Linked DNA regions of Homo sapiens: region 2 is linked to region 1. Evidence: chromatin loops called from intact Hi-C (ENCODE). Cell type or tissue: ovary. All regions are shown on one strand. Each heading gives the region's core, and the rest is flanking DNA. Links, peaks and the distances in the headings are about the cores only. Region 1 has its middle 40 kb from the start of MACORIS. Region 2 has its middle 50 kb from the start of MACORIS.

The links. Hi-C counts contacts between places; a loop is a spot of excess contacts. Peaks named below come from ENCODE experiments on the same cell type or tissue, not always from the same donor. Only the 100,000 strongest peaks of a DNase experiment are listed, where the experiment ranks them.
Region 2: it touches region 1 in a loop (6-fold over the local background); 3 of 110 quality-filtered maps call a loop at or near these places.

The regions. Positions count from the first base shown.
Region 1 is chr10:31,739,110-31,754,846 of GRCh38, reverse strand. No RefSeq gene overlaps it. Among named protein-coding and RNA genes, the nearest start is that of MACORIS, 40 kb to the right of the region's middle. In ovary, for the core only: no CTCF peak of the experiment used is centred there; DNase peaks (open chromatin) are centred at 3,280, 4,223 and 4,437; H3K27ac peaks cover 972 bases.
Region 2 is chr10:31,649,477-31,665,213 of GRCh38, reverse strand. No RefSeq gene overlaps it. Among named protein-coding and RNA genes, the nearest start is that of MACORIS, 50 kb to the left of the region's middle. In ovary, for the core only: no CTCF peak of the experiment used is centred there; no DNase peak of the experiment used is centred there; H3K27ac peaks cover 319 bases.

The DNA of each region.
Region 1 (15,737 bases), core at 1,148-9,147:
GGGGTTTAATAGGGCTCTTGAGAAAGCAAGAATGAAACAGGAAATCTGGAAACCTGGGCCCAGGCTCCAGCGCTGGCTGATTAAGGGTCTGGGCAAGGTTATCCCATGTCTCACCCCTGTGGTCTCCATACAGGTAAACAGAGGGGCTTGAATTCCATGACCCCTAAAGTGCCTTCTGGCTCCAATATTCTGTGATTCGTGACTCTGAGCAAACATCATTTTTTTACTGGACTCCATTAAATGGAGGAACCAGGGCTGGCTCAAGCCTGTAATCCCAGACCAGCCTGGCCAACATGGCGAAACCCCGTCTCTACTAAAAATACAAAAATTAGCTGGGCGTGGTGGCGGATGTCTGTAATCCCAGCTATTTGGGAGGCTAAAGCAGGAGAATCGCTTGAACCCAGGAGGCGGAGTTTGCAATGAGCTAAGATTGCACCACTGCATTCCAGCCTGGGCAACAGAGCAAGACTCTGTCTCAAAAAAAAAAAAAAAAAAAAAAAAAGAGGAACCAGGAGGCCAGGGCCTATCAGACTTCACAAAGGAGATTCTCTCAGAGGTTTTCTGCATAGACTTGGTGGGTGCTTGTGAGTTAAGTAGGGATGTCCTCACACAGTGGCAAGCTGGTCAGTGATTCTGAAACCCAGCTGTGCCCCATGTCCCCAGGGGATCCAAGCACAGATTCTCAGACCACCTCATGCCTATTGGTTTAGAATCTCTAAGGGTGTGCTCAGGAGTCAGTATTTTTGTTGTTGTTTTAGAGACAGTGTCTTTCTCTGTCACCCAGGCTAGAGTGCAGTGCATAATCATGGTTCACTGCAGCCTTGAACTTCTGGGCTGAAGTGATCTTTCTGCCTCCGCCTTCCAAGTAGCTAGGACTACAGACACTGGCTACCATGCCAAGCTAATGTGTTTTTAGTTTTTGTAGAGATGAAATCTCACTATGTTTCTCAGGCTGGTCTGAAACTGGCCTCAGGCGATCCTCCTGCCTGGGCCTCCCAAAGCGCTGGGACTACAGGCGAGATCCACTGCACCTGGCTAGGAGTTAGCATTGTTATCAATCTCCCAGGTGATACCGTCAGCTGTAAGGATGTGCTTTTGGGACTCTCCAATAGCGCAGGTTCCACATGGACAGGGAGGATGCTCTGCTCTCCTGAGTGTCTTAGTAGCGTGGTAGAAATCACCCCTCAAAGGGGACATCTTTGAGTGAAAGCGTCCTCAGCTGCCATGCTCTGCCCTGTCAGGCGTGAGAGCGCTGTGAAGCAGGCATTGGGAATTTGCTTCTCAGGGGCTAGGGAAGTGGCACCTTGAAGGCCTGCAACACCCGATTGGGCCAAAGGAGGAGTAGAAAGAATGGGAGGGCCTGTATAGCAAAGCCCCACAGACAGAAATGTGTGTCCTCACAGTTCTAGAGGCTGGAAGTCCAAGATCAAGGCAGGCAGGGTTAGTTTCTCCCGAGGCCTCTCTCCGTGGCTCGTAGATGGCTGTCTTCATCTGATGTTTTCATGTGGTCTTCCATCTCTGTGTGTCTGTCCCTTAATCTGTTCTTCTAAGGATACCAGTCTTATTGCATTAGGGCCACCCTGGTGACCTCATTTAACCTTCCTTACCTCTTTAATGGCTCTGTCTCCCAACACAGTCACATCCTGAGGTCCTAGAGGTCAGGACTTCAACACATGAATTTTGGGGGGACCCAATGCAGCTCCTAGCAGGGGCACACAGGGCAGAGTGGAGAAGGGGAAGGGACGTGAGGCTGAAGGGAGAGGTGGGACAATGTCACACCTGCTCCTTCTGCTCCACGCTTTTCCCAGGCCGGCCTGGCCTCTCCGCTCTGCACCAGCCTCTGAGGAATCACCACCACCACCGCACTTGGGAGATGGAATGCGATTTTCCAAAGCCCTTTCCTAGTTCTTACTTTACTTATTCTTTACAACCATCCTATAAGACAGGCCAGCAGGGCAGGGGAGGGATCTAGTGTTATTTTGTGGAAAAACAAGAGTGTAAAGAAGTGAGCAGCACATCTGAGAACACCATGGTTGGCACCAGGTTTCATGACCCCCAGAATGGTGTTCTTTCCGTGGCCACACTGAGCACCTGCTACACATAAGATGTGCTTTTCCTTGGCTTCCAGCAACTGGGGGTGCAGTGTCCCAGGAGGGCTAAGAGGTCCAAGTGAGAGCTGCCGAGGGAGTGACAAGGGGTGAGGCAAAGAGATTCCATTGCTTTTTAAAAAAATTATCTCTCGCATTCTATCCTGAAATGGAACTCCTAGGAGACTAAAGCCCATTTTGTGTATTTAGCTAAGTGTTTCTCCTTTTTCTCCCTATTAAAAGCATGGGGCTTGCCTAAGTCATTAAAAATACATGTTCCATTTGCTTTGATGCAGAGGGTGAGAAGATGGAAGAGCCAAGGGGACCAGGCTAGTCATGTCTGGCTGCGCCCCTGGAGCCCCAGAGGCTGATGGCTGAGCTGATAATTAGCAGAAGATCTGGAGGATCCCATTCACTCCACACACACTTAACAAGTGCTCACTATCCTAGCCCCCAAACAAGATATAGCTCTGCTGCCACTTCCTGGAACCTGAGGGGGAGACAGTCAAATAAATGGATGATGACATGATGGTGTAGAAAGGCAAGAAGTGGAGAGATATACATTGAGGCCTTCAATAATGGCCCAATAAAGGGGCCAGGAGACAGGGAGGAGAGGAGGGAGTCGAGGTCTAAGGAAAGAGTGGGGCTGGAGATTAATGGTTGCACCTAGCTAGGTCACACCTCTGTGTGTGTGTGTGTGTGTGTGTGTGTGTGTGCGTGCACAAACATGCATGAGCACACATGAGCATGCACGAGCATGCACTAGCTCTTGTGACGCACAGCACCTGTCCGGGTCCGCATTCTCTGTGTTCCTTGGAGCCCGAGCCATGCAGGTGGAAGCTCTGTGAGATTCACAGAATTTGCAGCCAGGGCTGGCAGTTCTCAGGGGCCTGAATGCTGCAAGTGGCTGATGACCAGTGGGAGAAGATGCGAGGGAGAGAGGCTGCCGCCCTGAGGGAAGGCTGATCGGTGACCACCTATAAGACAAGCTCAACTGCCTAGGAGTTCTCCTGGTGAGTCTCTAGATCTCAGGAAGGGTGGGAAGGAAGGTTAAAGCCTAATCTGCAAAAAACCAGAAACGGGAAGCAAGTGGGCAGACAGTGAGTACAAACCGCAGGAAGACAGCCCATGCTGCTGACAGTGGGGAGGATGTAAGTCAGGGCCAATGACCCTCTTGTCACCCTGTGATTGTACTCTGACTTGGGGACTTCCCAAAGGAGCATCCTTGGACTGCTTAGGCCAGCAGTACGTTCTTATAGACATGACGCGGCTCCACTAGTCACCAGGGATAAAGTCCCCTCCATTACTGGGCCTAGAGGTCACTTTTGGTGCTGCCTGTCCCCCTGCCCAGCTTCCCTAAGATCACTGCTTTCATATCCTGGACACAATCAGCAGCGTTCCTGGAGAAAAGAAAATCCCAGATTGCCTGAGAGTCATGGGTGACATAAATGTTTGGACCCCCTCAGTCAGCTTATAAACTGTTCTGCAAGGCCAAGAGCCAGAACTGCTAGTTTATTTTTAAATCCTTATGCTAATCATGGGGTGATGACAGTTTCTTTTTTTCTTTTCATTCTAGAGACAAGATGTTGCTGTGCCATCCAGGCTGGAGTGCAGTGGTGCAATCACTGCTCACTGCAGTCTGGAACTCTTGGGCTCAACGGATCCTCCCACCTCAGCCTCCTGAGCTGGGACTACAGGTGTGCACCACCACATCTGGCTAATGTGTTTTTTGTTTTTTTTGTGTGTTTTTTTTTAATAGAGATAGAGTCTCCCTACGTTGTCCAGGCTGGTCTCTAGCTCCTGGCCTCGAGTGATCCTCCCACCTTAGCCTCCCAAAGTGCTGGGATTACAGGCATGAGCCACTGCACCCGCACCTGGCCTTACAGTTTCTTTCTTTCTTTCTTCTAACCAGGCTCCCAGAAATAGCGTTGGATCCTTGAGACAGCCCATCACCCTAACACCAATTTCCTTAGCTCATAGGATTGAAAGGAGCAATGGCCCAGAGAAGAGAAAAGCAGATGGGGCGGAAGGGCTGCTTCTACAGGAGCCGCCCGGGAGGCTCCAGGCTCATAATTTAGTGAGAAGGCGAGTCCCCTTGCTCATCAGTACCTCCCTCCCCGAGGCGGGCACTGGGCCTACAGAGCTTCAACCTTTCCATCCTCCCAGCATTGGATGGGGGCGTCAGAGGAGGCTGGAGAAGCAGGGAGGTGTCCTCCCCTGAGCTGGCCGGGGCCCAGCGGCTGCCCAGGGCCGGGGGTCCACATGTCAGGGAAGGGCCTGTAGGCCCGGAGTGGGGTTCAGTGGGGGAGCCTGGACTGGCTGCAGGGGCGGCAGTGCAAGCCTGGCTGGCGGCCAGCAGACAGCTTTGTTTTTCCGTGGCAGTTTGCTTGTGATACTTCTTTCCTGAGACGCCAGCTGACAGGGGGAGGGGAGAGGAGACAGGCGTTAAAAGGGACAGGCTATGGCCACCTCTGAGAGTGGGAGCCAGTGCTTGGCAAAGCTGCAGGGTAGGGGCTGTCCTGCCACCCCCGCTCTGTCTCTTCTTGCATCCGCCCTTCAGATCTCGTGGCCAGGGCAGCAGATGTCTTGCTGGAGTCTCCATTGAGACTCCCCTCCCCAGACCGGCCTCCCCTCTCCCCTGAAGCCCAGCCGGGCTGAGAGGTGGCCTGCCAGCTGTTAGGCTCCCGCGGGCACTGGCCCGGCCCTGCTGTGTGTGTGCCAGGCGCCAGGTGCCAGGCAGGGGGTGCCGGCCGTGGAGCTTGTGGTGGAGGGGCTGGGTGTGCAGGGCTGGGTGCCAGGGGTGTTAGGGAAAAGGGGCTGCTCAAGGAGCTGCAGGTTTTTGGGACAAAGAGCAGAAGCCGCTTCTAGATTCAGGTCTGGAGTGTCCAGATTTCCTATTGACAGCTCAAAAATGAACAAAACATCAGGCTGATGGGATAGAGTCTTGCCCTGAACCTGGGATTCACATAAATCAGTTTTCCCTTGGAAAAATGGTCTCCCACTGTGGTCTCTTTTCCAGGCATCACAGACTTTCCCAGGGCAAGGGGACGTCAGCAGAGGAGCATAAATGCCAGGAGACATTTCTCAGACTATTCTGGCAAAACCTCCCCTGAAGCGAGCCCCGACTTCTGCTGGGAGCCCTAGGAGAGGTGATGGGTTCAGCTAAATAAGTGGCCAGGACCTTCCCCAGCTTCGGGCCTTATCTGGGACTGCCCACCGCCCTTGGACCCGCCTCAGAAGCCATTCAGACACCTTCACCGCAGTGGGGAGAGCAGCTGCTGGCTATGAGGTCACCATGGTGACTGTTGACAGCCGGCATCCTCAGGCCTGGCCTGGCACGGCCCCGGGGAGCAGAGGGGCTGTAGGCCACAGCCCGCCCACCTGCTGCCTCGGGGCAGCCTGTGAGCATCGATCTCCCCCTGGCAGTACCAGTTCAAAAGCAGGGCTCCAAGCGGAGGCAAATGCTGTCAAAGTGCCCCTCCAGGAGAGCTCTAAGGCATTACAGACTTAAACTATTGTCATTATAAATAAAATCGAACTCATTACTCATGAGATAATAAAAATTATGATGTTAGAAAAATCCTGGCCTAGTCAAAATATCCTAATTCTCCACCTGAATGTCCCCAGAACTTGTGACTCACACCTTTATCCAGTCTTTCTGATATCTTGCTGAAATCTGTTTTAAGATTATTTACTTCTATTTCTCTGAGGTGCAGGATGACCAATAACCTTGCTTCTCAAAAATCTTCAGCTATTTTAAGGCGAATTAAGCCTTCTCTTCTTTAAGCTACAGCAACTTCAATTACTTTAGCTAGTGCTTTTGTTTTTTTTCTTCTGAGACAGAGTTTTACTCTTTGTTGCCCAGGCTGGAGTGCAGTGGTGTGATCTCCACTCACTGCAACCTCTGCCTCTCGGGTTCAAGCAATTCACCTGTCTCAGCCTCCCGAGTAGCTGGAATTACAGGCGCACGCCACCACGCCCGGCTAATTTTTGTATTTTTAGTAGAGATGGGGTTTTACCATGTTGGCCAGGCTGGTCTCAAACTCCTGACCTCAGGTGATCCGCCTGTCTTGGCCTCCCAAAGTGCTGGGATTACAGGCACGAGCCACCATGCCCGGCCTAGCTAGTGCTTTTTAATGACCAAACATCTTTTTATTTTATGTTTTAATGACCGTGGTATATCTGCTCAATACATTAATTTCAATCGACTTATTCTGCTCTTAGAAGTCCACTTGCCAATAAAGACAAGGGAAAAGGAAAAAAGAATTTGAGGAAAGCATAGGAAAGTTATATGACCATTTATCAAGATGAGAGGACCAGCAGCCAATTTTTAAAAAAATGTGTTACTTTTAATGGTTTTTTTTTTAGAGCAATTTTTTATCTCTTTTAATCATCTCTATTGCCCATCTCTGAATCCCTTCCAGTTTTCAATGTTTTTAAGAACGATGTGGCTGGGCACAGTGGCTCACGCCTGTAAACCCAGTGCTTTGGGAGGCCAAGGCAGGTGGATCACCTGAGATCGGGAGTTCGAGACCAGCCTGACCAACATGGAGAAATCCCGTCTCTACTAAAAATACCAAATTAGCCGGGCATGGTGGTGCATGCCTGTAGTCCCAGCTACTTGGGAGGCTGAGGCAGGAGAATTGCTTGAACCTGGGATGCAGAGGTTGCAGTGAGCCGGGATCGCGCCAGCCTGGGCAACAAAAGCGAAACTCCGTTTCAAAAAAAAAAAAAAAAAAAAGGGATGTTAAGCAAAACGACCCATTATTCTAATCAGGGTTTGAGTTGCTACATTGTATCAGAGAAGAACTACTTTCCAATCTCTGTAAGTCACACAAGTATACTTTGTTATAGTCCAGTTATCAGCTCACTTTGTTTCTTTGCTTCTAACAACACTAACTTGATATTTCATATTGAGGTTGTGGTCAGCCAGGGCCCCTGAATTTTTGTTTTTGTTTTCTGTTTTCTATGCCAGTGCCTGACTATCAAGTATCTTGATATTAGTATGGGCTCCCTGCCATTTCATTTAGAACTTTGTAATTGAGGCATAATAAACATGTATATAAGATAACACGTAATTATACAACTTGATACGTTTTCACAAGAAGAAAATGTCTGTGTAACCACCATTCAGATTAAGCAACTTTATATTATCAACAGCCCAGAAGCCCCTCTGCTGTCCTCCTTTACCATCCTTGCCCCACCCTGAGGAGGTTAACCACTATCCCGATTGCTAACACCATAGATTAATTTTGCATATTTTTCTTCTTTAAAATAATTCAATCACATAGTGTGTACTATTTAGTGTCTGGTTCATTCACATTGCCATTCATTTCTACTTTCTTTTCTTATACTTAGCCTTTTCATAAGCAGGCCTAGAAGGATCTAGGGGTCTGAGAACCAAGGTGTTTCAACTCCAGACCCATCTGTTTTGACTATGGCTAAGTAGCACAGTACCTATGACATGCCAGATCTCTGAATTAGAATTTTACTTGAACCATTTACTGGTTATGTTGTTCCTTTCACCCTTTGAAATCAACTACCTCCATCCTAGGTCAATTCATATTCTTATATCAGGGTAACCTTAGAAGAGTGTGTGTGTGTGTGTGTGTGTGTGTGTGTGTGTGTGTCACTGCTTTAGCCCCATGGGAAATTATTTCTGCTATTATGAGGGAAATGATTGTTGAGAGTTGTGGTTATGTTAGGGAAGTCTTTATTTCAGGTGTTCAATTCAGCATTTAATTCCTAGTTGTCGTTGCTGCCAATACGTTATAGGAGTGGCAGGTCTCAGAGGCAGGGGAATTATGTGTGTGCAATGCCTCAGAGCAGTGTTTCCTGACCTTTTCCGTAAGTGCCACGGTAAAACATGATCATATTTATATGGCAAACTGGCATAAGTGGAAGAGATATTTTTGTAGTAGTAGCTGATAACACATAAGACAATGTTCTACAGCTACTCAAATCTTTATATTTATGTATTTACTTATAGATAAATATTATATGTAACATAATAGAAGTATATTATATGTAACATATATATGTATATTATATATACATATACATATAATATTATATGTAACATAATAGAAGTGTATTCAAATATATTTGCAAATATAGTTAACAGATATTTGTATTTAAGGAATGCAAGCTTTTTCTTTTCTTTGTGTCATATGCAATGTTGGACTTTTGTGTGCATGCCTACATGAATAGAATTTCAAATCCAAACTAATTTATTTTGCATCAATTATTTCAGAATAAAGAAGTTCTCGTTTTCAGAATACACACACATTGTTAGAGCGGTGCTTCAGCAACTATCTTGGATGTCACCAAAGGGGCACATCACTCAAAATCACAACAGAAATCTCCCATCTGTGTGAAGACAGAGGTAGAGCTGGGCCTGCCAGAAGCCCCTGCCTGCTCCTGACTGGTCTTTGGGCTGTGGGCCATGCTCCCTGGGCACGTGGAACACAAGGTCCTCTAGCTGCTTGTGGGCTTCTTGTCCATGTACAGCAGCTGCAGACTTTGTGGCTGGCTGCTGAAGCCCATGGCCAGGTGGCGGAGGCAGAGCAACAGGTGGGGGCGGCTGCACATGGTGCGTGCCGCCTGCAGGACCCTGGACCATGCCTGCAGACCCCATGCTCCCTGGCTGCCCTCCCAGGAGCATTAAGTGAGGCTCCCCCAGCTGCTCGAGGCCCTGCTCAGCTGCCCTGAAGGATGAGGGGATCATCTTGCATGGCATGCCTGCAACTCATTTGCAGCTTTCTAGTTTGCTCACCATTCAAAACTTTGCTCCTAAGATGCTTTAGTGACTGAGACCAAATGCTCTAGAACCTTCCATGAAGCAAGCTCATATGTGCGCCAGTTGAGACTAGGAGAGCTTTGTTGGATGACTTCCTGATTATCTAGTCAGAAGGCTGATGAAAAGGTGTCTGTATGAGTGTGGGGCTAAAGACATTTACACAGGATGCAGAAAGGTGACTCAGAGATCCAGGAAATATGAATCAGGCCTGCTGAGAACCCGTGAGGATTGGCAGTAGTCTGAGAGAAGAGTTTCATTCTAAATTCAGCTGGACCACGTCAGGCTGTATCAGAGAGGTTTGTCATAGGCAATTCAAATACAGCAACTGAGAAGAGTTTTTAAAACATTTAATTCTGTTTTTTAGAGACAAGGTCTTGCTCTGTTGCTCAGGCTGGAGTGCAGTGGTGTGATCATAGCTCATTGCACCCCTCAAACTCCTGGACTCAAGAGATCCTCCTGCCTCAGCCTCCCAAGTAGCTGGGACTCCAGGTGTGTACCACCATGCCCAGCTAATTTTTAAGTTTTTTGGTAGAGAAGGGGTCTTGCTGCATTGCCCAGGCTGGTCTTGAACTCCTTACCTCAAGTGATCCATCTAGCTCGGCCTCCCAAAGTGCTGGGATTACAGGCATGAACCACCATGCCTGGCCCAGCAGAGTTTAATAAAGAAATTATTGACAAGAGTTTACAGAGTTAAGAAAAGTCAAAAATAGTTAAGGAAACACCACAGGAGGAGGGAGCCATTATTCCCTCTAGGCTTGAAGAGAAGGAGCAAGGGGAGGGAGCAGGTATCAGAACCTGGGGAAAGAAACCCTGTGAGGTGGGAGCTGTAATCTTTGGTACAGTGTTGAGGCCACTGGCAACCTCCAATCCAGTGGGAAGGAGCAGGTGGAAAAAATGCTACAACTCACTCTCCTCCTGCCTCCAGTCTCCTGCCAGTGCCTTCCTCTGGCTAAACCCACGTAGCTGCTGAAGACCATGGCACCCATTGGTGCAGTCCACAAAGGCCTGCCTGTGGGACATAGAGTAGAGAGTGGAAAAAAGAGACACCCTGCACTTCACCATCCACAGAATGATGGCAGGTCGCTAACATCATGCTCTCATCTCAAATCTAAAGTGTTAGCCATGATGCTCTTCATGGGAGGTTTTGGGGTGAAAGTGAAGAAAGAACATCAAGTAATTAACATAGAAGCTGCTACATGCTATACCTGCTTCTGAGGCCCAAGTTAGTAATAGTGGCTTCGTCCCCTTACTGCCTATTACCTATTTTCCTATTCTCTGATAGTGCCTCAACCGAGCTGGGTTCGTTATCTTTATTCCTTCACGATCAGCATCCTTGGTGGTCCTGTTGTTATTGGGTTGCCTCGATTTTCCACTGAACAGTGAATTAAGAGAATACTAAGCACTGGCCTGTAAATTCCTGGACTCTGCATAAAGTCTTCCCTGCCCTCATTGTATAGTGAGTGGCAAGCAAATTCCTCCTTTGTAATCATATCAGATACCTTGGCCAGCAGTGCGAGCCCCATTTCTGCCTGTTGGATCAGTAGAAAGAGAGCCTGAAATGGTTAGAAGGCAGTCTCAGCTTCCCATTTAACAGAACCTTGGTTGTGTTCCCTTGTTCTTCCCTTGTGCACAAAGACCTGCAAACCCACTGAGCTCAAGTTTGCAAGGATCAGAAGCAAACACCTCCTAAGAGGATGCAACAGGTTTGGTGTAGTGGCTTATGCCTGTAATCCCAGCACTTTGGGAGGCTGAGGCAGGAGAATCACTTGATGCCAGGAGTTTGAGACCAGCCAGGGCAATGTGGCAAGACCTCCCATCTCTACAAAACATACAGAAAATTAGTCGGGTGTGGTGGTGTGTGCCTATAGTCCCAGGTACCTGGGAGGCTGAGGTGGGAGGATCACCTGGGCCTGGGAAGTTGAGGTTGCAGTGAGCTGTGATCGTGCCACTGCACCACTGCATTCCAGTCTGGGTGACACAGTGAGACTCTGTCTCAAAAAATAAAAAATAAAAATAAACCCTGTGCTGCACCTTTTTTTTTAATCTTAAGATGAGTTTTCTGATCACAGGCAATGTGATCTATAGTGATGAATAGGGCATTCTATAGGGACAGTGTTGGTAGAGTGTTATGAACAGGGAAACCAAAAACATGTAGAATATAGATCTATTCATATAAGGACCCATCACTGCCATACCATGTTGGATGGGATTTACTATTAGCAATCTGCCACCAGATTGATGGTGACTTCAGCTCAGCGAATAATACAGACCAACCCTGACTTAGGATGGTTCAACTTACTGACTTTTACAATGGTGCAAAAGTGACACACATTCAGTAGGATCTGTACTTCAATTTTTGAATTTTGATCTTTTCCTGGGCTAGCAATATGTGGTACAATACTCTCTTGTGATGTTGGGCAGAGGCAGCAGCAGCAGCTCCTGGTCAGCCAGGTGATCACAAGGGTCAACAACCAACACTCTACAGTGCCCTGTGTGGCCAGATGACTTTGCCCAATGACAAGCCAATGTAAGTGTTCTGAGCATGGTTAAGGTGGGCTAGCCTATACTATGATGTTTGGTAGGTTAGGTGTATTAAACACATTTTCAACTTAAGATATTTTCAACTTGCAATGGGCATATGGGGACACAACCAGGTCGTATGTCTAGGAGCATTGATGCCATATGGGGAACTCAGCACTGACTTCTGTTATTGGCTGCACATTGTTAAGACAATCACAGTCTTCATCCCAGAGAAGAGGTGGAACAAGCCACCTCGTACATGGTCTCAATGATTAAGTCCAGGGATGCCCTCTGGTAGGCACTCATGTAGGACACAAATGTCTTCACAATCTGTGTCTAGATAGTGAAGTCTACCCAGACACCCTTCCCCAGAACTCCTTGTCACCAATATTCCAGTCTTGTTCTTCAGTCCTTGACCAGTTGGCCATCCCATTAGCGTCTGCTCATGATTCTGTGTAAATCTGTACTCCAGACCATTTCTCATTCCATTTGAAGTGAATAATCTGATATCCTTCCCAGAATGCTGCCTACTGGGATGATTTTCCTTCACTACTCGCTTTCACAGCCACAGCTGAATAGGAATACAGTGACACTGGCCATCTGCTCCTGGCTGATGCTGTGTGTCTTTAAACTGGGCCTGGGGTTTCTCTTCATTAATTAGTCATAGGGGATTCCTACAAAGCCGAAAATATAAGTTGTGAGAGAGGCAAGTAGGTAATAGGGGCAGGTTCCAAGAGTCTGAGCTATCTGCTTGAATTAGGTTTTCCAAGAAATGAAAGCAACAGGACATGCATATATACAGAAGGATCTATTGTAAGGAATTGGCTCACTCAATTGTGAAGGCTTGGTGAGTCCAAAATGTGATGGTGGTAGGTCAGCGGACTCAGGAAAAGGTTGCAGTTTGAGTCCAAAGACAGTCTGCTGGTGAATCCCCACTTGCTTGGGAAAGGTCAGCCTTTTGTTCTATTCAGGCCTTCAACTGCTTGGATGAGGCCCACCCACATTATAGAGGGCAATCTGCTTTACTAAATCAATGGATTCAAACTTAATTCTCATCCAAAAACACCCTCACATAAACATCTGGAATAATATTTGACTAAATATCTAGGCACTGTGGCCCAGTCAAGTTGACATATAAAATTAGTCAGCATACTGCTTATGCAATTTATTTGGGGCTGATTTTGTAGGTGAGATAATACTCAGGTCATGATGGGTGGCCCTGGTCACATAGTCGCTTGCTGTCCTGTGACCAGGGAGGAATTCACTGTCTGCCAGAGCCTAGTGGCAAGCAAGAAGCTGCTTTGCAAATATCAGCAAAAGAGGCCTTACACCCATAGCCTTGGGATCTGCATGTTTATTTTGCTAGAGTCCTCCAGGGGATACTGATTATATTTTATATAGGTGTATTAGTCAGTTCTTACACTGCTGTAGAGACATATCTGAGACTGGGTAATTTATGAGGAAAAGAGGTTTAATTGACTCACAGTTCTACGAGCTGTATAAGAAGCATGGTTGGGGAAGCCTCAGGAAACTTACAATCATGGCAGAAGGGTGAAGGGGAAGAAAGCACCTTCTTCACATGGTGGCAGGCAAGAGAAAGAGCCCAGGGAAAAGTGCTACATACTTTAAATCAACCAGATATCATGAAAGCTCACTCACTATCATGAGAACAGCAAGGGGAAAATCCATCCCTATGATCTAATCACCTCCCAGCAGGTCCCTCCCACAACACTGAGAATTATAAATTGACATGAGATTTGGGTGGGGACACACAGCCAAACCATATCAATAGGCTGCATAAAAATGCTTCCTCTACCACTGGGTCTGCTTATTCATAGACATCAAGAGGCAGAGAAGCTTGCACCATAACCAGAGAATATTTTGGTCTCATGTCCCTCATAACTGGCAGCTTAAATGCTCAGAGATGCATACCCAAGAATGGCATATGTTATCTCTAAAACCCACAGGTCTACCAAAAGTTGTATCTTTTTTTTTTGTGGTAGGAAGAATAAGATGTAACAATTTGTCACTCACTCTTAACATCTGCCAGGCTCCAGAATCCCTAGTAACTTCACAATATGGAAACCCCTACACTTTAATGGGATTTATCTCCCATCTCCTGCATGCATGTATCTTACTAGGCCATCTAAAATACTTGCCACTTCTTGTTCACCAGGTCCAATTAACACAATGTCACCAGTGAAATAGTGATGTTCTGTAAGAGATCAAGATTTCAAGTTCTTGTGGACTATATCACAATAGAAAGCAGATCATTGATACAGCCCTGATATAAAGCCTAGGGTGAATGTGTACTCTTGTCCTTGCCATGTGAAGACAACCAGCTTCACTGGTGGAATTGGAAAAAAATCATTTTCTAGGACTATAGCTGTGTCCCAGGTGCCAGGGGCATTTTTGATTTGCTGTAGTAAAAATACTCATTTGAAACTGCAATTACAATTGGCATCACCAATGTGACTAAATTTTCTATAATCTACAGTAATTCTCTATGATCTAGCTGGCTTTTGTGCCAGCCAAACATATGAGTTAAATATTAATGTGGTAAGAATCACCACTCCTGCATCTTTTAAGCATTTGATGACTGCATTAATCTTTGTAATTCCACCATGGTTATGATATTTCTTTGGATTTACTGTCTTTGCAGTGTGGGAGGGGACAGTTCCACTTGGAAGTGAGCAGCTCCTACGTGGCCCCTCCTACCATTCCAGATAAAATTGTGCTTAATATATCTATTACTATCACACATTCTGGGCCTAGAAACATAGCTGCAGTGTACATCCTCAGTCCTATTGGACCCATTTTAAGACAGACTTGGGCCACTATTCCATTTATCACCTGGTCTCCATGAGCTCACTGTGACTTGTGGACTACAGTGGCAATTTGAGACTCTGGTGGTTAGCATGAGTTCAGAAACAGCGTATAATAGTCCCTGGAAGGTCTAGATATTTCCCCTTCTCACTCTGCTGAATGACCTCCAGTCTCTCTGGAGGATTGGAGAAAGATTCACAGTATATACCTACGGCCACATTGCAGGGCACTTGTCCAAAGACACTGTTCCTCTCTCTCCCAAAGTCAAGAGATTCTGGATCTCTGGGTTTTGGGGTCTGAACACTGGGTAAATTCCCACTATGATTCTGCCCACCAGACTCAGAATTTTTCTGCTAACATACGTCAAGCAGCACCCTAATGGTCTACATATGTATTGCAATCCTAGGGACCCCATGATTAGTTAGCCAGTGCCCCAGATCCCTATAGGATAAAATGCTCCAATTACCACATCAGTTCTGCAGCTCATTAGGGTAATTGTGTCCCATGTGCCTATGAGACATCTGGCCTCTACTACTCTGGGATTCCATTTTTTTTCCCATTATAATCAAGAAACCTAATTCCATTGCAGCCTCTCCCAGTGTCATTTCCTGCTTACAGAAAACAGCCAAGAAGTGCTTTTCCAGGATGCCTGTGAACATTTCACTAATGGAATTCTTATGGCCTTTGAAGGGAGTGTCCTCTGGCCCTCCTGGGGAGTGTGGTTAAGGCGTAGTTAAGAATGCTGCACAGAATAGATCCTCTCCAACATTCCCAACTTCCTAAGCCTTCAGTTTCCTTTTCTTCAGAATGCTAGAAAAGTCCTCATTAACTGCCAGCCACTGTTGAATGAGACTTCTGCTAGCCAACATAGCTATGAAGGCCACTTCCAGGTGCTCAAGCCAGCACAGTAAATCTTGAGTCTTGAGCGAATCCACCCATATCATTACATTCTCCTTGATCAAGTTTTGCATTTCATCCTTCTCCATGTAATACCCTTAGGACCCCCTTCCATACATGCTCTGCACACTCCTGCCAATTTTCCTGCAACTCTTCTGATGTACAGACTCAGCTTTGTCCTTCTCCATCTGGGATATACTGGGATGTAGCTCTCACTATGGGTCTGGAGGCAATGAGGGGTGTGGAAGTGGGTCCTGTGGTTACTTAGGAGTCACATCTGTGTCTGCTTAAATGTCTTGATCTGGGAATCAGCGTCCTAGCTGTAAACCAAAAATAAAATTTCAGACCTCCTGACCATCTAAATGGACCCCTCGTCTAGACCAAGGGCATTCCAAAGTTAACTTGAAAAACTAATTCAGGCCATGATACAAAGTGGGGGTCAGGCATGCCTGATTATACCCTCTCCCTTTGGAATTCAGGCACAGCTGACCAGCATTAATATTAAAATAGATACCTTAAGACAGACAGAATAGACTTTAAGTCTGATAAAAAACAAAAACAAAAACATTCTCTTCTATTGATTCTAGGTCTTTAAACAATGGCCTAAC
Region 2 (15,737 bases), core at 3,503-11,502, 92 kb after region 1:
TTGTTTTTTTGTAAGCAACTGCTGTTGAAATTAGATGACAAAGAACAGGCTGTAGCTGCCCCTGTGAAGGGAGTTGTGGATGTGTAAAGAAATTTGTTATTGGGGAAAGCTTCCAACTATGATGGCACCTCCCTGGCACCGGCCACAGGATCTGCAACCTGTCTCCGAACAGTCACATACACTGGGGGGACACACAGACACAAAACAGCTGGGCGGTTGACTGACCTTTCCACTTTGCAGCCCAGTATTTTGGCGTCATGGAGATTAAGACTTGACTGATCTCACTGGAAAATTGTCTAAGCATTTGCTACACTCTGCTTTTGTAGACACCAGTCCCATTCCCAGGGGAAAAAAATCTACACCTGCTGAATCTTTTCAAAACCGGTAGATACAGGACATTTAGGACAAATTAGTGAAACATGCCAATATTTGCCCCTGCCCTGCTTCTGCTAGAATTTCAAAGATTTTGTTTGTCAGAAAAAGATATCTTTGTAATTTCTAGTAATAAAGACAAATTAACAACAACAAAAAAACTGCCCAAAAGAGTGAGAATAAGTTTTCTTGTTCTCTTTTCACATTTCTTTTTCGCTTTCACACAGTAAAATACAGCAAAATTCACTCCTTATGGCGTATGGGTTTTGACAAATGCAGAACATTTTTCTTTCTTTTTTTTTTTTTTCTGTTGCCCAGATTGGAGTGCAGTGGTGTGATCTCAGCTCACTGCAACCTCCGCCTCCCGGGCTCAAGTGATTCTCCTGCCTCAGCCTCCCAAGTAGCTGGGGTTACAGGCATGCGTCACCACACCCAGCTATTTTTAGTATTTTTAGTAGAGATAGGGTTTCGCCATTTTGGCCAGACTGGTCTTGAACTCCTGACCTCAGGTGATCCTCCCGCCTTGGCCTCCCAAAGTGCTGGGATTACAGACGTGAGCCACAGCGCCTGGGCCGCATAGCATTGTATTTCTATCACCACGATCATGCTCGGAAGAGTTCTATCATTTCTCAAATTCCACAATGCCGCCTGTTTGTGGTCAGACCTTCCATCCTTCCCCAGCCAGCAACCACTGATCTGTCCTCCATCTGTACAGTTTTGTCTTTTCCAGAATGTTAAATAAATGGAATCATTTTGTATGTAGACTTTTAGTTTATTAATTGTTAATTTATTAACTTATTTTTGCCAAACTTCCCACTGATATCATGTTACATGCAGAGAGAAGAATACCAGAAGAAATATTTGGGGCAGGGGGTATCTTAAAAGACAAGAAGGAGGAAGTGGGGAAGTTGCTGTGCTCAACTGCAAAATTATTTTCATTTGTGCAGAGAAGTTATCTCAGAGGTAGTCAGAACCAATGAAAAAGATTTATGCATTCAAACTTAGACTTTCTGTAATACTCTAAGGAAGAATTGATGAGCTTAGTCTTTGATTATCTTTAACCAGCCTTGGGATCTGACCCAGGGCTAGGTAATTAACAAGAGTAATTAGCTCCTGTTGCGGTTGTGGTGTATGCTTGTGGAGAAAAGTGCGCATTAACTCTGTGTGCCCCACAGCAGCCTCCCATATTATGTTCCCCATACCCCTGCTTTCCCTCCTTAGAATAATTGCCTCATGAACAATGGCTCGTGTCAGCTTCATCCTGCTTACTAGGGGAACATGATTTGCCACTACAAGTAAACCTGGTGGCAGGCAGGGCAGCTGGCTAGACTCATATTTAGGTCTTGAGATTGATATTAAGTTTAAAAAATTAAGTTAAAAAGTTAAGTTAGATTTGCTCTACTAGAGATTCTTGGAAGGCCCACTCTAAGTCAGGCTCCTGCTGGATCCATCCACACACTTATTTTTCAGATGAGGAAGGCTGTGACCCAAGGACTTCTATCCAGCCTCTCTGGCCCCACACTTTCCCCAATCTTTGCAGGCTCTGAACTGCCGCCTCCCTCAGGAGCCTTGATAGATCCTGAAAATGGCGGCCGTGGCCAGCTTCTATAAAGAGGAGATGGGTCACATACTCTGTGCAGGCTATGTGCTATGTTCTGTCAAAGTTAATCTGCCCGGGAAAACTCCTGAGAGCCTCCCAGTCACCCTACGAGGGACACAAAGGGTAGGGAAGCCAAGTCCCAAGAGCTCTTTGGGGCCTGTTTAAAATGGCCACTCCCCCAGCCTCTTCGTGGGCATCTGCAGCTGCTGTTTGCAAGGAAGTTTAGGGAAGATGGCTGAGCTCTTCACCGACCGTCCTAACAAATAAGCCATTGGCCTCAACTCAGACCCTTTAGAAGAGACCTCAGTGCCTCATAACTTGGAGCAGTGAGTGGACGCCCACCTGTGCCACTTGAAACGGGCTCTGTTGCAGCCGCAACAGGGTCTGAAACCCACATTGGTAGCGTCAAATGCAAGCAGTTATTTCATGAAGACTCCGTGTGTGTGTGTGTGTGTGTGTGTGTGTGTAGCACACCAGTGAAAAGTGGGAGGTAGAGAAGGTACAAGAAAAGGGAAAGACAGTCTAGGCTGTTGCTTGGAAGAGCTTGCTGGGAAACAAACCATCATCATCTCAAACAGCTTGGTGACATGGGTCCTGAAGATGTACACATCCCCACAGTCATATTCTTGTCGGAGTGGTGGAAATAACCTGGCAGGAGACTTTTTAAAAACCCAGGCTCTGGAGTCAGGGAAATATGCACTTGGTTTCCAGCTTTCACTTTCTGTCTTCGTGACCTACGGCAAGTTCCTTCACTTCTGCAGGCCCCTGTTTCCCTATCTGTTAAAATGGAGGATATTCTACCCTCAGAGGGTTGTTATGATAAATCAGATAATGCAGCTGAAGCAAATCAACTGAAGACTATTTGGCTCCAAAATCCACACGCCTAGGCACTGGGCATTACTTGTGTATGTGCAATGATCGTGTGTGAGCATGTACTTCTATTGCAGTGAGCTCAGGGGTGGGTGGATCATGAGGTCAGGAGTTCAAGACCAGCCTGGCCAACATGGTGAAACCCTGTCTCTACTAAAGATAAGAAAAATTAGCCAGGCATGGTGGTGCGCACCTGTATTCCCAGCTACTCAGGAGGCTGAGGCAGGAGAATTGTTTGAACCTGGGAGGCAGAGTTTGCATTGAACTGAGATGGTGCCATTGCACTCCAGCCTGGGCGACAGGGAGAGACTCCATCTAAGTAAATAAATAAAAATAAGAAATCCATTTAAGGTTAACTTTTTCGGTTTTGACAGTCTTACAATAGAGCTAATAGGCTGAATGGGGGCAGGTAAGGCCATTTAAGAACTGCTAATAAGTGCTAGCATCTTGGCTTTGCTGGGGATTCTATCTACTGGGGATGAAAGGTGATGTCTTGGAGTATTGTGATTAAGTGATTTCCACCAAACCTCAGGCAGCAAGTAGTGCACATAGAGTTATCCGGACTGAGTATAAAAGCCTGGTTATGGAGGGGTTATGTGTTCTGGTACCAGCCAGCTATTATCTAGTGGGTTTATTTATGGTTAAGTGAGAATAAGAACTGGAGAACCATCCTTTATGTGGTTGATATGAGCTTCTCAGACACTGGGCAACTCCTAGCCCTCTTGTACATTGCAATAAAGTGATATAGCAACAAACAACATACATGCCTACCCCCATTTTCCCCCTACCCTCCAAAACTCCTACAACTGTGGGCTTTCAATATTTGTTTACAGGAAATCTGAGAGATGCTCATTTCAAAAATAGCTTTAAAAAATTATCCAAGTAGGCCAGGCATGGTGGCTCACACCTGTAATCCCAGCACTTTGAGAGGCCAAGGTGGGCAGATCACCTGAGGTCAGGAGTTCGAGACCAGCCTGGCCAACATGGTGAAACCCCGTCTCTACTAAAAATACAAAAATTAGCCAGGTGTGGTGGCACACTCCTGCGGTCCCAGTTACTTAGGAGGCTGAGGCAGGAGAATTGCTTGAACCTGGGAGGTTGCAGTGAGCAGAGATCAAGCCACTGCACTCCAGCCTGGGCCACAGAGCAAGACTCCGTCTCAAGATAATAATAATAATAATAAAAATTAAATAAAAAAGAGAAAATGTGGTGAAGCAAAGAAAAGGAAATAAAATAGTCACCTACAAGCCCCCTCCTGCTGTCCTGCAAGATAACTGTTGTTAACATTTTGGTGTGTATCACTTCAGTATCTTTTAAATGTATGTACACACATACACACACAGACTATATGTGTATAGACGTATGCATATGTTTATTTATAGAAATGGGATTGCACTGCACAGTTATATAACCTGAATTTTTCACATACTATCTCATGAACATTTTCTAAGTTATTAAATCTTTGAGGCACTGTGTCTTTTTATAAAGGAACACTTGCTTCCACATTAGACATTTACAGCGCCTCAGCAGTGTGGCCCTCCAAAGAGGTCTGGCCCCTGTGTCTACCCCTTGGGTATATTGTGATTTCAGGAAGCTTGAATTGGCTACTGGAGCTCCACATGTAAGAAATCAGCTTTCAAAGGCACTAAATAGGAACCAGAGTTATTGTGGCTTCTTCATAAAAGTGAACTGGAATAACAAATGCTGTCTGACATCTCAACCAGCAGGGACGCTTTGCTGTGTGTGTACATTTGCAATCCAAATAAGGCATAAAAACATGCAAAGAGAACGGACAGCAGAGCCCGGGGGGCCTGGAAATGCTTCCTTGTCACTTCTTTGGCAAGGAGAATGATCTTCCACCATCATCTTACCTCCATCCTACCATAAACCTGCCACGGAGTTCCCTTAGAGGGCTGATAGCAACCAGACCTCCAGCCTGCGGATAAAAGACTTGTGCCCTCGTTTCACCAGCAACCTCGAGATCCCTCTGTTTTGAAGTGTATTCATGCTGGCTCAGATCAGTGAGCCTTGGTGTGCTGATTCAGACACAAACTAATCCTTGAGGCTTCAGTAAAAAGGGTTTTGATGGCATTTCAAAATAATGTTAATGGAATCAACCACAATTTATTAACCAAGGCTAGAGATTTCAAAAGTTGTTACTGATAAATAAGGCTGGATGACTTCTGAGATGTGGGGTGTCTGTCTGGTTCCTGGTGGGGGTTCCTCTACCTCTTGGTCCATCGCTTAACCCCAAACAGGGAATTCTTGTGCTCTGGCACCATCTCATTGTATGGCAGGACTCCTGGTGGCAGGTGAGTCTTAGGCTTAAAGGGGGAGAGTATATTTGGAAGCTTCGTGTACCCAAACCACAGGAAGGACAGTGGTGCAAGTGGGCCCCTGGTGGGCCTTGGGAACCATGGGGTGCTGCCACTCCCTCTCTTTCATCTGCTGCCTTCTGAAGGCCAGTTTCATTCCCTCCACAAGAGCATTTCTGGAATGTCTGTCAACGAGGGTTGCTGGAGGCATGCTGACCGGCCTGGCTGGATTCCCATGCCATTGTCGTTAGGTACCTTGATGGTGGCCCCTCCACTGCCTCATGGATGGAATGCAGGAGAGGTCCTTCAGCAGCCAGAGAGTGCATTTCTCAGAAGTGGGTACATAAAAACATAGATATACTCAACCCTTCCCATCCATTTTCATTTCTCAGTCCTTTCAGCCATCTTCATGCTGGGCTCTTCTCCGTCCCCCTCATCCTCTGAACATCTCTGCTCACTTGCTTTTATTCATGCTGGTTCCCAGGCATATGCTCCTTCTTCTCTGTTTATCTAAATCTGGCTCATTATCCAAGGGCCAAACCTCATCAGGGTTCTCCCCACTGCTCTAGCCTCCATTTGAAACTCGTTTCCCCACATCTGCGATTGTAGAACTGCCTTGTATTTTCTTCCGTCATGTGTCCTGAGTTAAGTCTTGTTTCTACATGCTTCCTTTCTCCCCTTCCTGGGAGGAGAGTTGATGCTAACCCATTTCAGTCTGGCTTCTACTTCTTTCTCTTAACCAAAATGCTTTTGGTAGACTCACTCATAGCATCCACACTACCCCATGGCCATTTCTTAGTTTTTATCTTACTAGACCTTCAGAGGTATTCGATACCACTGACCACTTTTACATCCTTAAACCCTCTCTTCTCTTGTATTTTGTGACACCAAGCTTTCCTTGTTTCTTCCCACCTTAGATACTCCTGCTCCGCCTTTTTTAAAAAAAAATAGATTCCTGGTCTTCTTTCTACCTGACCAGTCCGCCTGTCCTTTTTCTGTCTATAGTCTCTCCCTGGTTAATCTTCACCATTTCCATGGTTTTATATGTCAGTTAAATGCCATCAACTCCCACACTTATAACTTTTTCCAGCTCTTCTGAACTCCATGCATACATCTTACTGTCCCTCTGGCATCTCTACATGTATGTCTCATAGACATCTCTGAGTTAACATGCCCAAAAATGAACTAATTTTCCTTAGAAATGGAGTTCTTTCCTCCAGCCTTCCCCAAATGGCAGCTCTATATTCCCCATTGCTTTTGGCAGATCAACCCTGACAGTTTCTTCTCCCTCACTACTCAAGTTCCATTGATTACAGCTATAAAACATCTCATAGACATCGATTCCTCTCCGTCTCCACTGTCACCTCCTTATTCCACACTACCGTGTCCTCCACCTAGCCCAAACCCTAACGCCTTTCTCTTTTTCCACACCCACCCTTCTCCAACCCCTTTCCTGTTGGGCAGCCAGGGATCTTAGCATATCATCCCTCAGCTCCACACTCTAATGGTGGGTTATTGCACTTAGAAGAAAATCCAAATCCAAACTCTGTCCTACTCAGACATGATTGGACTCCTGACTCTTTCTCCAGCTGGCACTTCCAGACACACTGACAATCTTCATGCTCCTTAAGCCTGTCACACCCCTTCTGTCCACCCACAGTTCCTCTGTCTGGAACTTTCTTCTCCTCACTCTTTGCCTGTCTCCTTCAGGTTCCAGCTTCGGTCACTCCTAAGAGAGCCCTTCTCTAACTTCCCCAAACTAAGTTGAGATTATGTGTGATACTCGATCACAGCAATTGTACTTTTCTACATAAAATGTATTATAATTTTTATTTTTAATTTTTTAGTATTTTATAATTTTTTATATTACTTGTGTGATTATTTGTGTCCCACTAAACTGTCTGCTCCACAAGGACAGGTACTGTATCTGGTACTTCCCTGTCTCCCTAGGAACATGGTGTGTGCTCAGTAAAAAATTATTGACTGAGGGAATGAATGCATAAACTAGATTTTAATATCCCCAAAGGACAGAGTGATTTTTTATTCTTTTCACCCTCAGCCAGGAGCTTAATAAATACTTGTTGACCTCAATACTGTATTGTGAAAAAATAAAAATAACAACAAGAAAGAGAATTACAGCATTATAAATCAACGTGGCAGAATGAAAGTTATGTACTCTAATATAATAAGTCTCAGCAAATAAGGGACAGAATTACACCCAGAGGACCCCTGCATTTGTGAAATAGCAATGTGCTTAATAATGCAAGTTTATTATATTTTGAAGCAACAGATGAATTGGACACACACATCTGGATATTTGGCACCATGTAGACAAAAACAACTGGATTATGGGCCAAATATTTCAATTTAACTAATGTGTTTTGGAGCTGTATAAACAGTCACAGATTACTCTGAAATTATACTTCTTGGGATGTGGCCACATGAATAAGTGCAGAAGGGGATTTCTAGTTCCAGAAAGATAATGGACTAAGAAACTTGAAATCATTCCTGCCACAGATATGCGGAAATTCGGGATACATGTAACCCTTTAAAAATTGCATAGCAGAGATTCTGAGCCTTGGAAATGAGGAGGAGTTGAAAAATCAGAGCAATATGTCTGTGACTTGACCTGGGAATTTATTTTTGTTCCCAATAAACCTAGGGGCTTGGGTTTTGACACCCATATAAGGACAGGAGATAAAGTCTTGTAATCCTGAGAAGTATAAGTCAGGGACTTTGGAAGAGTTGAACCCCAGTGGGAAGAGAAATTGGAAGAAATCTGTCTATTGGCACAGGAAGAAGACAAGGAAGCTGTCCCAGCTTGAGGTTAGGAAAACAATCTCTTTAGAGAAAATTAAGCCCTGGGCTTGCCCTTAGGTTTTGGGTCCAAAATATGCCTTTAATCCATTCAGAAAGCATTCAAATATCTACATGGCTCAGGAAACGTGTAGCAGAGAAATAAACATAATCTGTTCCAAAGTGGATGTCCCTGGAATGCCTGAAATCCCAAATCACCCTGAAGTGACATTCTAACAACATAGGCTCACTGTATTTTCTCAGAAAATAACCCCCATTAAAGATGACCTCATGATTTTTAAAAAAAGAAATATGTAATGGAATAATTCACTGTGATGAAGAATCAGCAGACACAACAACAGTTAAGGTTCAAGTCCCCTGAACTTGAGGTAACAGAATGACCATCAGAGAGGGGAAAAGTATGCTAAGAATGCCTAAAAATATAATAGAAGGAGTCAAATACTGGAGGAAAGATCAAGACACTAAAAATAAAGAAAGGAAGGTAGAAAAACTAGCTAAATAGACCTTATAGATATGACAAATACACTCAGTGAATGAAAAACTCAATGGATAGGTTCTGCAGCCCCTTAGCATAATTAAAGAGACAATCACTGAACTGAAGATTAGAGGATTTTACCCAGAATCCAGCATAGAGAGACCAGATGGAAACTGTGAGACAGAGTTTAAGGTGAGGAAAAATCCAAGATTTTACAAATCTAACAAGATTTCCAGAAGGAGATGATAGAGAAAGGATTAGAGAAGATATTTGAAGGAAAATGGGTGATAACTCTGAGCTGATTAAAGACATGAACCTTCAAATGAAAGAATCCCAGGGCATCTCAAGCTGGATGAGTATTAAAAAAAGACGCCTAGAGAATTCCTAGTGAAACTATTAAACATTAAATAAAAAGAGAAATTCTGCAAAGGAAAGAGGGAAAAGATATCATACACAAAATAGCAAAGATTAGAATGACAGCAAATTTGTTAACACCAACATTGAAGATCAGAGGACAATATAATATCTTCTTAGAGTTACACTATTAATCAAGAGTGAGGGAAAAAAACAAAGGGAGTTTTAGTTAACAAATACTTGGAGAATTTGCTGTTCACAGACCTTCATTTAAAGAATTAAAAAAAAATGTATCTAAGAAGGAAACAATTCAGATGAAAGGAAATAGGATACAAGAAGCAAAGTTGACAAAATAAATCTGGAAACTGAGATTTGATTGAAGTTGCCTTGCATTCATAGAGAAATTCAGGGAAAATTGACATTTAAACAACATTGAGTCTTCTGATCCATGAACATGTTATATCTCTCAATGTATTAGGTCATCTCTAATTTGGCAATGTCTGGCATTTTTGGTGCACAAGTCTTGCAAATATTTTGTTAAATGTATCCCTAAGTACTTCATACATTTTATTCCATTATCAATGATATTGTTATTAAATTTCCATTTCCAACTGTTAGTTCCTATATTTTGTATGTTGGCTTTCAATTCTGACACTTTGCTAAAATTATTTCTAGCAACTTTTTAGTAGATTCTTTAGTTTTTTCTCCATAGATGATCATATTGTCTATTTTATTATTTTTTATTGTTTAATTGTTTGGCTATGTATTCCTACATAATATTGCACAGAAGTAGTAAAAGTGAACATTCTTGTCTTGTTACCAGTCTTAGAGGTAAAGCATTCAGTGTTTCATAATTAAATGTGATATTAGTTGCAGATTTTTATAGATCCCTTTTATCAGGTGATGAAGTTTGTGCAAAATGAGTATTGTTTCTTCCTTAAAAATGCGGTAGCATTCACCAGTGAAGTCCTCTGAGTTGAAGTTTTCTTTGTGAGAAAGTAACTACAAATTCATTTAAAAACAAATGAATATGAAGGCTATTCTAGTGATCTTTGCTTTTCAATGAGGTTTTGCAATTTGTGTATTTCAAGGAATTTGTCTATTTCATCTAAGTTGTCTAATACACTGGCACAAATTGGTTTTAATATTCTTTTATTATCCTATTAATACTGCTGGATCTGAAGTGATGATTCCTCATTCATTAATAACATTGGTAATGTGTCCTTTTTTTTTAAATCAGGTTAGCAAAATGCTTACCAATTTTATCAATCTTTTCAAATAACAAACTTTTGGCTGCATTGAGTTTCTTTGTTTTTTTTTTTTGAGACGGAGTCTCACTCTGTCACCCAGGCTGGAGTGCAATGGCGCGATCTCGGCTCACTGCAACCTCTGCCTCCTGGGTTCAAGTGATTCTCCTGCCTCAGCCTCCCAAGCAGCTGGGATTACAGGTGCCCGCCACCACGCCTAGCTAATTTTTGTATTTTTAGTAGAGACGGGGTTTCACCACGTTAGCCAGGCTGGTCTCGAACTGTTGACCTCGTGATCCACCTGCCTCAGCCTCCCAAAGTGCTGGGATTACAGGCGTGAGTCACCATGCCCAGCCTTGAGTTTATTCTTAAATTTCCTTTTTATTTCAATCTTACTATTTCCTAACTTTTACTTATTTTAGATTTAATTTGTTCTTGTTTTTGCATTCTTAAGGTGAATGCCTAGTTAATTGATTTGAGATCTTTCTTCTTCTTAATATAATCATTCAATACTATAAACTTTCCTCTAAGCCCTTCTTTGGCCATATCCCACAGATTTTGCTATGTTGTGCTTTGGTTTACATTTAGGTCAAATATTTTTTCTTTGACCTAAAGAAGTGTACTCTTTAAATTCTGAATATCTGGGCATTTTACAGATATGTTTTTGTTATTGATTTCTAGTTGTGGAGAATTACATTATGCTCAGATAATGATAATGTATTTTGTATAATTTTAATCCTTCTAAATGTATTGGGATTTGTTTTATGGCCCAGAATTAGCTTTATCTTCATGAATAATCTATGTGCCTTTTAAATGAATGTGTAATCCTATTGTTGGGTGACTGTTCTCTAAATGTTGATTAATCAAATTGATTGATACTGTTGTCAAGTATTCTAGATCATTACTAACTTTTATTTGTTCCAATAATTACTGAGAAAGGAGTGTTGAAATTTCCAATTAATAGTTGTGAAATTGTTTATTTTCCCTTTCACTTCTACTAGCTTTTGCTTCATGTATTTTGAAGCCCTGCTAATGGGTGCAATCACATTTAGTTTTTAACATTCTCGTCAATGACTTTACCCCTTTATTGTTAGAAATGTCCTTCTTTATCTCATATGACCTGATAATATTTTTTCCTCTGAAATCTACTTTTTTGTTTGACAGTAACATAGTCACTCCAGCTTACTTTTGATTATTATCTGCATGGAATATCTTTTCCATCCTCTTAACTTACCTGCATCTTTGGACATGAAGTGCATTTGGGTTTCTTGTGGAAAGGATGTAGTTGCATCTTGCTTTATTTTTCAATATGAAAGTATCTGCCTTTGAAAGGCAGTATTTAGACTATATACATTTGGCATACGTTAATATGTCACTGGATTTACACATATCATCTTGCCATCTATTTTCTGTTTGTTTCATCTGTTCTGCTCCTTTTTTCTCTTTATCTGACTTCTTTTGGATTGAGTATTTTTAGTGATTCCATATTATCTCCACAATTGGCTTATTATGTATGCCTCTTTGCCATTTTTTCAGTGGTTGATCTACACTTTACAATGTATATCATTAACTTATAACTGTCTAAGTTCAAATAATATTAAATCATTTCTTGCGCAGTGTAAAAAATTTAAGACAGTGCATTTCCCTTTACTTTCCCATCCTTTATGCTGTTGTTGTCATAAATTGTCCTACATGTTATAAACTACATAATACATTGTTATTACTTTTACTTTAATCAATCAATTATCAGTTTAAAAAATGGAAAATATGGGAAAAAGTATCTTCTGTATTTTACCCATCAGAGGCTGTTTCACTCCTTTATATTTCTAAATTGCCATCTGGTATCATTTTCTTTCTGCCTGAAGAAGTTCCTTTATACTCTCTGTAATGCAGATGTGCTGACAATAAATTCTTTAGTTTTTGTTTGTATCAAATGAGAATTAAACAAAAAATGAAAGTGATAAAAGTAAATCCCAATACTTTACTAATTGTAATACATTTTAATATATTTTGCCACCAGCTACAATGCAGAGGCTTAGACTGGATTCTTTAAAAAAAAATTGGTTATATGCTGTTTACAGAAATTTATTGAAAATATAATGACACAGAAAAGCTCATAGTAAAAGCAAATACTAATTGAACTGCTACAGCTATATTAATAGCAGATAAAATACATTTTAAGGCAAAAAAGCACTGTCAGGAATAAAGAAGTTTGTTATGTAATGGTCAAAGGAAAATTCAACACAAGACATAACAAGTCTGAGCTTTTAATTACTAATAATTTAGCCTAAAATCATAAGAAATACAAAAGAAATAGAATAAGATAAGAATAAAACCTAAAATGATTGGAAAAGAAAAAATTCTAGTCATATTTCAAGATAATATGTTTATCTGCTGATAAAATAATAGGTAAATGAGTGAAACTACAGATAAACTAGTAGGAGAATTCAGCAACATTGCTAAATATAAGGCCAATGTAAAAAAAATAGTTCTTCGATATGCCAGCAAAAAACTATTAATAAAAACAGTTACAAACACCATTTTCTGTAGTTACAAAAAATTGCAGTAGGATGTAATGTGTCAAAAAATGTGCTAGGTCTTCATTAAAAAATATGGAATGTATCAAAGGTTATTAAACAAGACCCAGATCAATGAAAAAATATGTTCATGATGGAAAGGCTCAATATATAGCTAACAGTTCTGTTAAATTAATTTATAAATGCAATGCAATACAATTCCTGACTGGGAATTTTCCAAATTGATCCTAGAATTATTACGGTAGAGTAGAAAAGGCAAGCATAGCCAAGGCAGATTTGTGAAAGACTAGTAATGGAGGGAGGGGGTTGTACCAGACACCAAGACTTATTACAAACCTATGATGATAAGGATGGTGGAACTAGTGATAGACAGATAAACAGACCAATGGGCCCCATATCTGAAAATCTGCCATTGGACAGAGGTCTCATTACATTAACAGAGAATCCATGAACAGAGGTCTCATTACATTAACAGAGAATCAATAAACAATGCTGGGACAACTGGCTATCTACAGATGAAAAGAAAAATAGTTTTAAAAATCTTACTTCATTCACAAATATTGAATTCTGGATAAATTACAGACTTGTATGGAAACAGAAAAACTTTTAGAAAAAAATACAGCAGGATGCCTCTATGGCGTTGGGGTTGGAAATCAGTTCTTAGGAAATAAAAACTATAAGTAACAATAGACAGACTTGATAATTTTGATGGCATTGGTGTTAATCTACATCACAAGAGACGCCATAGACAAAGTAAAAAGACAAGCTACAGAGGTGGGGAATACATCTGCAGTTCCCGTAAATGAAAAAGGACTAATCCACACTATGTAAAAGAATTATAGAAGTGAATAAAATTAAGACAAACAATCCCATAGAAAAAGGAGCAAAGGATGTGAACAGATAATTCCAGAGAGGAAAACTACGGGGTCCACATGGAGATGCTTGGTCATGCTAGTAGTCAGGGAAGTAAAAATTTAAAAAGCAACAAATAATCACTTATGCCTTTCAAAAAGGCAAGACTCAGAAATCCGAAAAGAACTGGCAAGTACACAGGGAAATAGGAATTCCAATACACTCCTGGTGGGAGTATATATTGGTACAATGGTGTAGGGAGGTGGTGTGAAAGTGACTGAAGATGTGCATATGGTATGATTCGGTCATTCCCAACGGAGCAGTGAGCAAGGACACTTTTGTTTGGAGCAAAAGTAATGGCGGTTTTTGCCATTAAAAGTAATGGTAAGAACCACAATTACTTTTGCACCAACCTAATACATTGCAGCCAGCCCTCTGTGCCATAGTCGTCACCTCCCCAGAGATCATACCATGCATCGGATAACCTGAAGCAACGTGGTCTGTCTCCAATGCCAACCGCACGCTCCGCTTACATGCACACACTCCCTATGCTCTTTTCTTCCTTAAATGATCTCCTTAGCATTTACCACTGCTATAGTATGTTTTTCATCCATACTATATTTCATTTGTACCATAGCATATATTTTACTTATCTTTTTTATTGTCTGTCTCATGAGGGGTTTTGTCTCTGTCTTTTTTTTTTCCTCAATGCCACTTCCCCTGTACCTAAAACACTGCTAGCCCATCATAGGCACCCTATAACTATTTGTGGCAAAAATAAATAAATGGAATCTCAAAAACATGATACGGAGTAAAAAAAGCAAGATGTAAAAGGATATGGATTCCATTCATGTCAGTGTTAAAGCACATCACAGCACATAGATTATGGAAAGATAATAAATATGTAGTAAAAACATGCATGTTGGCTTCAAGAAAGCAGTGATTTCTGGGGAAAGAGAATGGGGGATGTTTGGGGGCAGGGTTTTAGTTGCATCTATTACATTTTATTTCTTAGATTTGTCAACCCGATGGACATCTGGCAAAATGTTAACATCGATTATTTTGAGTGTTTGAAATATTTCATAATTTTAGAAAAGTTGCAGATAAATAAATAAAGAGGAAAAATATTGTAAGGTTATCTCCTTGTATTAAGGCTATTCCTCCAGTTCTGACCCAAAGGCCACCTTGGGCATTCAGAATTCTTCACCTTAACCCTATTCTCCTGAAGGTCACTTATTCCACCCTAGGCAATTGTGCACAGGTGTTTCTGGTTCTATTTTTGTTGAGAAATCTAATTCTGCTGTGTTTTATTCAATCAGGGTTCCTATTTTCCTGTGGGGATTAGGTATCAACTACTGGAAATGAACCCTTCCCCACAATCAGCCACAGCATCACATCCACTAAACAGCAGGAAGAGCAGACATGGGCATTTCGTTTATCAGACGATGGGTGAACACCAGGCAGAACACACTCCGAGCGAGGCTGCAGCAGACACAGACATGTATTAACACAGATAAGTTTTTATTGAATTAAGAGGGAGCACTTAGAAGGAAGACCCTAGAGAGTAAAAGGATTAAGTCATTCTGAAACATTTTTCTCCTGTCAAGGGAGCAAATGGAATATCAGCGTGACCGCCGGATTCTGACTCACCAGAGCCACGTGGAATGGCAGCCTCCCAAGGGGAAGGAGAAGCATTCACTGGCAGTTCCCAAGAAAAGCCTCTACCAACAGGAGTTGTCTACACAATATGTTCATGAACAGAATATCCAGAGAATATATTGCTTTGATAACAAGGGAAGGTGACATGCAAGATACCAAGATGCTTTTTTATTATTTAAAATACTGTTCTCCTAAGCGGTGTTGCTGGGCTTTCCTTCCTTGATACATTGCACTTTCTTTTTCTTTTTTTCTTTCGAGACAGAGTCTCACTCTGTCACCCAGGCTGGAGTGCAATGGAGCGATCTTGGCTCACTGCAACCTCTGCCTGCTGGGTTCAAGCAATTCTCCTGCCTCAGCCGACCAAGTAGCTGGAATTACAGGCGCCCGCCACCAAGCCCAGCTAATTTTTTGTGTTATTACTAGAGGCGGGGTTTCGCCATCTTGGCCAGGCTGGTCTCAAACTCCTGACCTCAGGTGATCCACCCACCTTGGCCTCCCAAAGTGCTGGGATTACAGGCACAAGCCACCGTGCCCAGCTGGCTCTGTCTTTTTTATGTAAAGAAAAAATTTATTTATAACTGCTAGGCTTGGAGAACAGGAGAGATTCAAAGGATAAACTCCCAATATTACTTTGACCCA